2 separate regions of the Homo sapiens genome follow, and region 1 is linked to region 2. The links are chromatin loops, found by intact Hi-C in ENCODE. Cell type or tissue: mammary epithelial cell. All regions are shown on one strand. Links, peaks and the distances in the headings refer to the core of each region. The heading gives the core; the rest is flanking DNA.

The links. Peaks named below come from ENCODE experiments on the same cell type or tissue, not always from the same donor. Only the 100,000 strongest peaks of a DNase experiment are listed, where the experiment ranks them.
Region 1: a loop joins it to region 2, with 8 times the contacts of the local background. A loop is called at or near these places in 4 of 110 quality-filtered maps.

Annotation. Positions count from the first base shown.
Region 1 is chr12:14,714,978-14,720,363 of GRCh38, forward strand. GUCY2C-AS1 (GUCY2C antisense RNA 1) reads left to right here. Exons shown (of 6, transcript NR_186173.1): 5 at 3,058-3,098. Among named protein-coding and RNA genes, the nearest start is that of GUCY2C, 21 kb to the left of the region's middle. In mammary epithelial cell, for the core only: a CTCF peak has its summit at 2,067 (motif pointing left); no DNase peak of the experiment used is centred there.
Region 2 is chr12:14,511,136-14,516,521 of GRCh38, forward strand. PLBD1 (phospholipase B domain containing 1) reads right to left here. Exons shown (of 11, transcript NM_024829.6): 7 at 376-576; 8 at 125-265. Among named protein-coding and RNA genes, the nearest start is that of PLBD1-AS2, 16 kb to the right of the region's middle. In mammary epithelial cell, for the core only: a CTCF peak has its summit at 3,302 (motif pointing right); DNase peaks (open chromatin) are centred at 3,246 and 4,036; H3K27ac peaks cover 1,182 bases.

The DNA.
Region 1 (5,386 bases), core at 183-5,182, 200 kb after region 2:
GAAAGTGGGAGAAAGCTCAAATGCTGTGAATTAACATCTGCCATTCATTGAGCACCTAGTGGGAACTTACCACTCAGATTATGTGTCAAACACCCAAGTCTGAGTAACCATAATTTGCGTTTCAAGTAAAAATCATTTCCATAAAACAGTGTCTATTTCAGCTTATGACTCAAGCAATCATACAAATAAGTTGTAGTGGATGAAGAATATAATGACCACTAGTGGAGTTTGGTGTCACTGCTTTGATTTGTGCTGAGGTTGTAATGCCTAAGGTTCTTGCCTAGCCACGCCAAAGAATTGGGGTGGCGGCTAACTGCGGCCAGTGATAGAGACACAGACCGAGAGAGAGAGAAAAAGCGGTAGGCTTTATTGAGCAGAGTGAAAGTACAAAGCTTCTGGCCAGGCACAGTGGCTCACGCCTGTAATCCCCAGGACTTTGGGAGGCCGAGGCGGGCGGATCACGAGGTCAGGAGATCGATAGACTATCCTGGCTAACACGGTGAAACCCCCTCTCTACTAAAAATACAAAAAATTAGCCGGGCGTGGTGGCGGGCGCCTGTAGTCCCAGCTACTTGGGAGGCTGAGGCAGGAGAATGGCAAGAACCCGGGAGGCGGGGCTTGCAGTGAGCCGAGATCACGCAACTGCACTCCATCCTGGGCAACAGAGCGAGACGCCGTCTCAAAAAAAAAAAAAAAAAAAAAGAAAGAAAAAAGAAAGTATAAAGCTTCTGCAGCGTGGAAGAGGTCCTGAAGGGGTAGCCACTGTTGATTTTGGGTGATTGCCTTTTAAACTCTTTCAGGCGGGAAATAACGTGCAGCGGGAAGATGCTACCAGAGCGAGAAACAAAGGCAGTAAATTATTTTGTGACATGTCTTAGATTTTGAGGAAAACTGGAATTGCAACTTAGGTTTTATCTACTTTATGACCTTGCAGCGGCATGGCAAAGGAGACAGGATATTACAGGACTTTACAAAGTATGTTTACAAGGAATTGGAATTGGGAGTATTACTAGATAAGGTCTGCTGGTCACAGAAAAACGGGCAGTTAACATTTCTTTTACTTTAGTTTTGGGGGAGAGGGAAAGGAGAGAAGACAGGGAAACTTACAGCACAATTTTCGCTGTTTATAGCTTTCTTGGGGGAAGAAAACACATGCACAAATCCTGGTGTTAGGCATATTTTAAGCATATATCTTCAATATTATTTATCCAGGACTGAAGGAAGTCCTGATGCAGGAAATGAGTGAAACGTTTCACAGCTTTCTGAGCCCCTACTAGACCCAGGAAGCCCAACTGGCACCTACTCTCAAGGCTACAGTGGTTTTACCATTATTGCTTTTGTATGTGAACCCAGACATCTGAGACAGGTCTCAATTTAAAAAGTTTATGTTGCCAAGGTTGAGGATGTACCCATGACACAGCCTCAGGAAGTTCTGACCACATGTCCCCAAGGTGGTCAGAGCACAGCTTGGTTTTGTATATTTTAGGGAGACATGAGACATCAATCAATGTATGTAAGAAGTACATTGGTTTGGTCTGGAAAGGTGGGACAACTTGAAGCAAAGGCAGGAAGACTCAAAGTGGGAAGGGAGCTTCCAGGTCACAGATAGGTGAGACACAAATGGTTGCATTCTTTTGAGGTTCGGATTAGCCTTTCCAAAGAAGGCAAATCAGATATGCATCTATCTCAATGAGCAGAGGAGTGACTGAATAGAATGGGAGGCAGGTTTGCCCTAAACAGTTTCCAGCTTGAGTTTTCCTTAGTGATTTTGGGGGCCCAAGATATTTTCCTTTTACACTATTAACATGAATGTCAATATAGAGGAAAGGCAAGTAACATTTTAGTGTTCTTATGATACTGATCTCATTGATCCCTTTAAGTGTCTTGGGAACCCTCACCCAAGGTGAATATGAACCACACTTTGAGAACCACTCCTCTGCATGATAACTATCTTGCTCACATTGCAGGTCTCATCTCCTATCACTCTCTGCTTGGCTCTCCAAGTTCCACCCACTAAAGGACATTTACATCAGCTGTTCCCAGAAAGCTCTGCCCCCTGGTGTCCTTATTGTTATCACAGCTCAGCTCAAATGGCACCTTGCAAAGACACTTTCTGTGATCACCCAGTTTAAAGAGCACCCCTTACCCGTAGTCATTCCCTGTTACATTATCCTGCTTTATTTTTTAGAAAAAAATTTATCATTTGATATTAGTTTACTTTTTGAATTCAAGGAATTGAACTATCTTGTTCATTTCTGTATCCCTGTCTTTTAGAACAGTATAGTCAAAATTCAATAAATACTTATTGAATAAACAGATTTTAAAAGGACATTGAAGAATGAAAAAGAAAAGGTGAATATGACAGTAATTTGAATAATATAAAGCATTACAAAGTTGTTTACTGTAGTTTTCAATATTAATCTCCTGATGACTATGACCTTCTGCTGATTATTTTCCATTTTTTAAATGTTATTCAGACTTTAATATTCTCTATATAGCAATATGGAACTTGTATTCTTTTATTTTTCCTTCCTATTATTACACTTAGGTGGAGTGCAAAATATTTTAAGGTACAGCAATATAATCCTCCTTATATGTAAAAAAAAAGATTTCTTCCATTAGTGTCTTTAGAGGATAGTGTAAAGGTTAAAAACTATGGGCATGATCAATTTGGGGATAACTGACATCTTTAGTATATTGAATCTTATTATTTAGGAACATGGTATGTCTGCCCCTTTATTTACGTCTTTCTTAATGTATCTAAATGAAGTTTTATAATTATCTTCCCAACTGTTTTATATATTATTTATTAGAAGTATTCATAACTAGTATATATATGTTTGTTTGACTATAAAGCGTATGTTGTATATTTTTAAAATAATTCCTGGGTAGAAACTTAAATTTCAAAATATTGATCTTGTATCTGATAACCTTGCTAAACTCTTTCATTACATTCTAGTAATTTCTAGATAAAAGAAGTTTTCTATATATGCAAACATATCATCTGCTAAATATTCTTTTCCCTTTCTTCTCTCTTTATGATACTGTTTCAAATAGGAGCGGCGAGATTCTGCATCTTAGCTTGCCTAGGTGGGGAGGTAAGACAGTTTTTATATTCTTATTTTCCCTCTTGTCTTATCTACTGTTTTACCTAACAGTTTATATCTTGTTATGTTTCTGATTTTAAAGGTAATGCTTTTAACATTTCACTACCAAGTAAGATATTTACTGTAGGCATTTAGCTTTTATTTTATTTTATAGTTTTAGATTCTTTTATCAGGATAGAAAGATTTTTTTTCTATCCCTAGTTTTTAAAGTTTTTAATCATAAAAACTTTATTATTTAAACTTTATATTGATTTTTCTGCATCTATTGAGATTATCAAAATGTTTTTTCAACTTTTTTTTTTGAGAAAGAGTCTTGCTCTGTTGCTCAGGCTGGAGTGCAGTGGCATGATCTCGGCTCACTGCAACCTCTGCCTCCCAGGTTCAAGTAATTCTTGTGCCTCAGCCTCCTGAGTAGCTGGGACTACAGGTGTGCATCACCATGTCCAGATTATTTTTGTATTTTTAGTAGAAACGGGGTTTTGCCATGTTGGCCAGGCTGGTCTTGAACTCCTGGCCTCAAGCGATCCTCCCGCTCTTGGCCTTCCACAGTGCTGGGATTATGGGCGTGAGCCACAGAACCCCGTCAACTTTTTATTTTTTAATAAGAAAATTATATCAGCCTATTTTGTCATGTTGAACTATTCATGGAATAGTTGCATTCATGAAACAAATGCAACTTGGTCAAAATATATTTATTTTCTTATTTATATATTGCTAGGTTTGGCTTGCTATTATTTTATTTGGATTTTTGCATCTGTATCTTGAGTAATATTGGTCCACAATTTGCCTTTCTCATATGAGAAAGAACTGCCTTTGTCAGGTTTTGGTGTCAAAGTTGTACTAACCTCATACAATTAGTTGATGAGTATTATTTCTTTTTCTGTTAATTAGAAGAGTTTATATAAGGTTGGAATCATCTGTTCTTGAATGTGTAAGGAGGATATGATTTTTTAAACAAACACAAAACAGTACAAATCATAGAGGAAATGCTAAGTTTTTCTTCTTACATTAGAATTAAGAACTAAAAAAATTCACCAAATGCACTATAAAGTGAATGAAAATACAACTAAGAAATAATTGCAGTATGCCTAATTGTCAAAGGACTAATGTGTTCAGAATATAATACAACTTTTACAAATAATAAGAAAACAATTGAATATAAAAATTATCTGTATAATCTTATTTGAATCATTCTCCTCTGTTCCACTCACCTGATGTAGGTAATTTTTATTACTTTTACTTTAAACATTATAGTTTTTTTTAATGCATAGAGGAATATATACTCATGTTTTACCTCCTTTTATATCTAGTGACATTCCAATCTGTAATGTATGACAATACCTGGCTCTTCACAGCCTTTTTTTTTTTTTTTTTTTTTGAGACAGGGTCTGGAGTGGAGTGCAGTGGTATAGTCATTGCTCATACAACCTCAATTGCCTGAGCTCAAGCAATTCTTCCATCTCAGCTTCCCAAGTAGCTGGGACCACGGGCATGTGCCACCACACCCAGCCATTTTTTAAATTATTATTATTTGTAGAGACGAGGTCTTGCTATGTTGCCCAGGCTGGTCTTCAACTCCTGGGCTCAAACAATCCTTCCACTTTAGCCTCCCAAAGTGCTGGGATTACAGGTGTGAACCACTGTGCCCAGCCTACTTCATAGCCTCTGATGCAGAATCTGCTGTTAAAATTTTTGACTTTTAGTTATTTAATAGGTGAGAAATGATATTTCAGTGGTGTTCCTATTACATTTATCTTAACAGTTAGATCAAGAATCTTTTCTCAATGCTGCTTGTTTGGTTGGGTAAAAGAAAATAATTAAAAATAAAATAAAAAATTGTTATAAGTTTAAAGAATTCTCAATAGCTATACAACTTCAGGGTGAGACTGCACTTTGAAGATATATACTGCTGTCCTCTGGCATCCATCATTCCTGTTAAGAAGTTATCTGTCTTATATAATTACTTTATCTTTTTTCTGTAGCTGCTTTTAAAGACTTCTTTTTGTCTTTTGGGTTCTGCAGTTCTACCACAGAGTTTCTAGGTGGATATTTATTTTTATTTATTCTACTTGTGATTCACTGATAATTTTGACTATGAGGATTGGTTTCTTTCACCATTTCTGAATATTGTCAACTACTAGCTCTTCAAATATTGCCTCATTCTCATACTCTCTATTCTTTCCTTTTGAAACTTCTATTAGACAGAGAGGTATGCTTTCTTGCTTTGTTCTCTATATTTATTCTCAACTTTTATTTCAGGTTCAGGGCATACATGAGCA
Region 2 (5,386 bases), core at 308-5,307:
TCCCCATCCTGTCTTCCCCACCATACCCTCCCCCACCACACATTCACACAATGTGCATTCCCCTACCATATATGAACACACACATACTCATCAGGTTTTAAGACTTACGACATGAAGAAAGTACCTTTCCGTAGAACATCAGTTTGTTCAGAATATTCTACATATGTAGGAATTTGCTCCACAATGTACAGAGTGCCTTTGTCAAGACTGTGGTTCAGCTTTACTTTCTTCAGGTCCAGAACCATGTATTGATTGTTATAGGTGCCTGAAATATCAGGAAACATGAAGACGGGGCATGGGTATGACTTTACTGGTTAACAAGCCTAAATCAAAATATATGTCTGTGCCTAACAGTTATTCTGCAGGGTCACTTACCAGAGTTGTATTTTGAAAAGATGTCTGCCCACCTCTTGCCACTATCTGCCATCATATTGGCCACACGGACTCTTTGCCAGGACAGGAGAGTCTCGGGTATTACCTGCTTTAGCAGGGTTTTATTAAACACACTGTTTGTGGTCTGCAGCAATATCAATCCACTGCTAAGAATGTAAAAATCATCCAGAGACTCCAAAAACCCTACAGGAAAGACAAATATACACATCAGCATATGTATACATGGAACAGTGAACCATCATTATTGACAAAGAGCTTTACATACACAATGCATTTTGCAAAGTGTATCAGTTATTACTATCCTTGATCTGCAGTAGCCTCCCCCAGCTTTGGCTCACCTCTGTGGTAGTCACCCAACTGCCCCTTATAGAGGTGCCAAAAGAACTCCACCCCTGGATTCTCCATTGAAAATTTATTTTGTGATTTGAAATAACAAAAATATGTTAAATCCAGAACATTGCAAGCTTCCAGAATGATAAACAGATGTAGATCCCGACTTGCTAGGATTTTGCAGGAGAATTTTTAATTAGGGAGGGGATTAGCAGGGTTCATTAGTAAGAATATAAATGCCTTTTTTTCTTCTTTTCTACTTTCCTGTATTTTTCAAATTTTGTATAAGTCTACTTTTTTTTTTTTTTTGACACACAGTCTGACTCTGTCACCCAGGCTGCAGTGTGGTGGCATGATCTCAGCTCACTGCAACCTTGCCTCCTGGGTTCAAGCAATTCTTGTGCCTCAGCCTCCTGAGTAGCTGGGGTTACAGGTGTGCACCACCACACCTGGCTAATTTTTGTATTTTTAGTAGAGACCGGGTTTCACCGTGTTGGCCAGGCTGGTCTCAAACTCCTGACCTCAAGTGATTCACCCACCTTAGCCTCTAAAGTGCTGGGATTACAGGTGTGGGCCACCACACCCGGCTAAGTCTACATAATTTTTATAAATGGAAAAACATCTACATTTAGAAAAGTAAAGATGGTTTTGAAACTAGGGCATTGACACTCTTGGTCAATGCTTTTTTATAAATGTTGGAGGCAACACAGGAAAATCAGTGAAGCCACAGTCTTTTCTGAAGACCTATTTTGTGGTTTATACTGGGATGAGTATGGAAAGGATAGAATATCAGGCACAGCTGTAATAAAAAGAGAGGATATACTGTCATCAGTAACAGTAATGGAACAACTGTCAGTGTTAAACAGAAAAGGACCTCAGTGGTAGGGTTAGAAGGGGCCAGAGTGGTAAGTTCCTTCGGTGCATCCTGCTGAAGGGTTTTAAGGCCCTTACAAAACAGTCCCGAGGGAGCTAGCTAGCCCCTTCCACTATGTGAGGTCACAGAGAGAAGGCACTGTCTACGAGAAACAGACCCTCATTAGACACTGAGTCTTCCAGTCCCTTCATCTTGGGCTTCCCAGCCTCCAGAACTGTGAGCAATAACATTTCTATAGCTTATAAATTACCTAGTCTGAGGTGTTTTGTCATAGTAGTCAGAATGGACTGAGATGGTCTCAAATTTCTACCATGATTTTTTACCACTTTTATCATTTTTGCCATATCTGAGTACTATCTGAACTATCATTTAGTTAATATTTTTGTTATTTTTTAACTGACAAGTAAAAATTATATATATTTATGTTATACAAAAGAAAGGATATTTTGATATCTGACAAGGAAACATTGTATATATTTTGGCATACAAAATGATATTCTGATATATGTATACATTGTCAATGGCTAAATCAAGCTATTAACATATGCACTACTTAATATCTTTCTTCAAATTAACTCACTTTTCAAACTTAACTTACCCTTGTCATATATCATAATGTCTCAGAAACTATGGACTTAATGTTTTTGTTTTTTCCCAAAGAAATACATTAAAACAAATACATTTCTACTAATGTGCAAAAAATGTTTGTCCACATACTGCCTCAAATCACCCCACCAGCCCTATGCATGCTATTACACATCTATTCTAGCCTAGTATGGAATAAGTAAGGTGGGGTCAAAGAAACGGGTCACCTGAAACCGGAGGTAAGAGCATGGACTGGGAGTCAGAAGACCTGCATTTTAGTTTCCTGCTTGCCTCTAATGAATTTGACAGTTCTTATTTTGCCTCTCTCTTCCTTATTTCCTTCTTCTGATAACCTGGGACTAATGTCATTCAGCTATTCAGCTCTAACAATCTGATTTTAATTTCTTGAAATTTCTTGAGTAGGAAAGTTACACGATGAGAGGACTGTCCAACTAACTCTTAGTTTTTTTTTTTTTTTTTGAGACGGAGTCTCGCTCTGTCGCCCAGGCTGGAGTGCAGTGGCGTGATCTTGGCACACTGCAAATTCCACCTCCTGGGTTCACGCCATTCTCCTGCCTCAGCCTCCCAAGTAGCTGGGACTACAGGCGCCCGCCACCACGCCCTGCTAATTTTTTGCATTTTTAGTAGAGACGGGGTTTCGCCATGTTAGCCAGGATGGTCTCGATCTCCTGACCTCATGATCTGCCCGCCTCGGCCTCCCAAAGTGCTGGGATTACAGGCGTGAGCCACCGTGCCCGGCCCCAACTAACTCTTAATGAGCCTCTACACGGCTGCCATTAAGCTATAGAGAGCTTTGTGTAAATTAGAGAAAGTTGCACATTCCAAGTGGTACAAGGTTTAACAGTACTCTTGAATGAAATTTTAATGGGTCACCTCTCTAGAAAGACATGACCTGGGCAAGGATATATGGCTTGACAGAGTGTAAAATGGATTGCATTCGTGTCTTGGGCTGGGATCATTTTTCAAACTGTACAACCATACTTGGCAGCCTTGAGAAAGCTCCCTGGTAGATAATCCCTGTAGGGTAGAATGCTGTATTTCCGGAATGACAAGTTTGCTAATTCAATACTTGCTGTAGCAGTCTCCCTGGACACAAGAGGGCAGGCGTTCTTTAATATGTGTAGGTGATTGAATATTACAAGTACTAATGTTTAAGGAGTAGTCTTTCATTTAAAGGCAAGATTCTTTATGAAAGAGACAGGATGATGGAAATATATAGGCTATCCAGAGTTCTAGAGCAAGGAGAGTGAACTGGCCTGCAAAAACTATAGTTGAGGAGGCTAATTCTATAGTTTAGAGTTTAAGATAATAAAGAAAAGGCCCAGAGATGGGACAAAGTTCTGACACATTGCCTTTGAAAAGAAACACATTTCTTTGACTACATACAATTATAATCTTTTTAAATTTTTTTTTTTTTTGAGACAGGGTCTCCCTGTGTTGCCCAGGCTGGTGTCGAGCTTTAGAGTTCAAGGGATCCTCCAGCCTTGGCCTCCCAAAGTGCTGGGATTACAGGTATGAGCCACCACACCCTAACTAAAATTATAATCTTGCTCTCATCTGTCATTAGCAGCTTTGGAAGGCAGATTGAGATCAGGAGAAAATGAAACACTCCAGTGTTTTATGAATGCCAGCCTAAGAATAACATTTCATGATAAGCTTCTCACTGAATTTAATTAAGAAATAAAAAGAAACACTTCCGGTTAATAAATCCTATTTCAAGACTTAAAAAAAACACCAAACTGCAGAAATAAACAGTAACCACTATGTAGTCATGCAAATGGCAACAACAGTTACTCAACACACACCATGGAACAAACACATTAGAAACAATTATGAAGATTGACTCATGGGGAGTTGCATGTTGAGACAGGGTGGAGTTGAGGGAAATCATCTTATGACCAGTTAATCAAGAAAAGTATGAAAACTAAGGTGGGATTTCTGGAAAGGTAGAAGGGAGGACACATCCTGATTTAGGTGGGGAAGATGATCAAGACAGGTCTGATCTGGCAGAAGACATCAGTGTTCTGGGATGGTACCAATGAGGAGACAAAGAATCAAAGAAAGGTACTTAAAAAAAAAACAGAAATTAAGTGCTGCAAAATCCATTTATAATTCTTTAGAATACGTGCCCGTATTCTGCTATTGCTTTTTTTTTCTTGGTTCTACCTTTTAAAAGCAAAGGACATGAATTTTGGTCTGTACTAAATATAGATTGTTTTTATATACTTCAGCTTTATGACCAAAGTACCTAGATCAAAGAGGTAACATGACATTAATAACAGTAATTACAGAACATTAAAAATGTTTACAACATATATTTATTAAATAGGCAATTTTATAGATTATGAAGACTTGACTTAAATTTTCCTGGAGCCTATTCTTTTATCTTCATGTGTACCTACTTTCAAGTACATGCACTTAATATTTAAAAAGGCCAAGCTGGCTCATGCCTGTAATCCCAGCACTTTGGGAGACCGAGGTGGGTGGTGAATCATTTGAGGTCAGGAGTTTGAGACCAGCCTGACCAACATGGTGAAACCCCATCTCTACTAAAAATACAAAAAAAAAAAAATTAGCCGGGCGTGGTGTAGTCCCAGCTACTTGGGAGGCTGAGGCACAAGAATTGCCTGAACCCAGGAGGCAGAGGTTGAATTGGCCACTGCACTCCAGCCTGGGCAACAGAGCGAGACTCCATCTCAAAAAAAAACAAGGCCGGGCACGGTGGCTCACGCCTGTAATCCCAGCACTTTGGGAGGCTGAGGCAGGTGGATCACAAGGTCAGGAGTTTGAGACCAGCCTGACCAACATGGTGAAACCCCGTCTCTACTAAAAATACAAAAATTAGCTGGGCACGGTGGCGCGCGCCTGTAATCCCAGTTACTCAGGAGGCTGAGGTAGGGGATTCGCTTGAACCCAGGAGGCGGAGGCTGCAGTGAGCCGAGATCGCGCCATTGCACTCTAGCCTCGGTGACAGAGCGACACTCCATCTCAAACAAAAACAAAAACAAACAAACAACAACAACAAAAAAGGCTAAGCAAAGATTTTGCTGCTTAGACCACAAGGGCTGCCATAGTCTCACAAACAGGATGGACTATGGATTCAGTATGCTAGGATGGTCTAGGGTGCTTGTTACAAATGTCCCAGCCCAGATCAATGAAATATGAATTTCTATGGATGACACT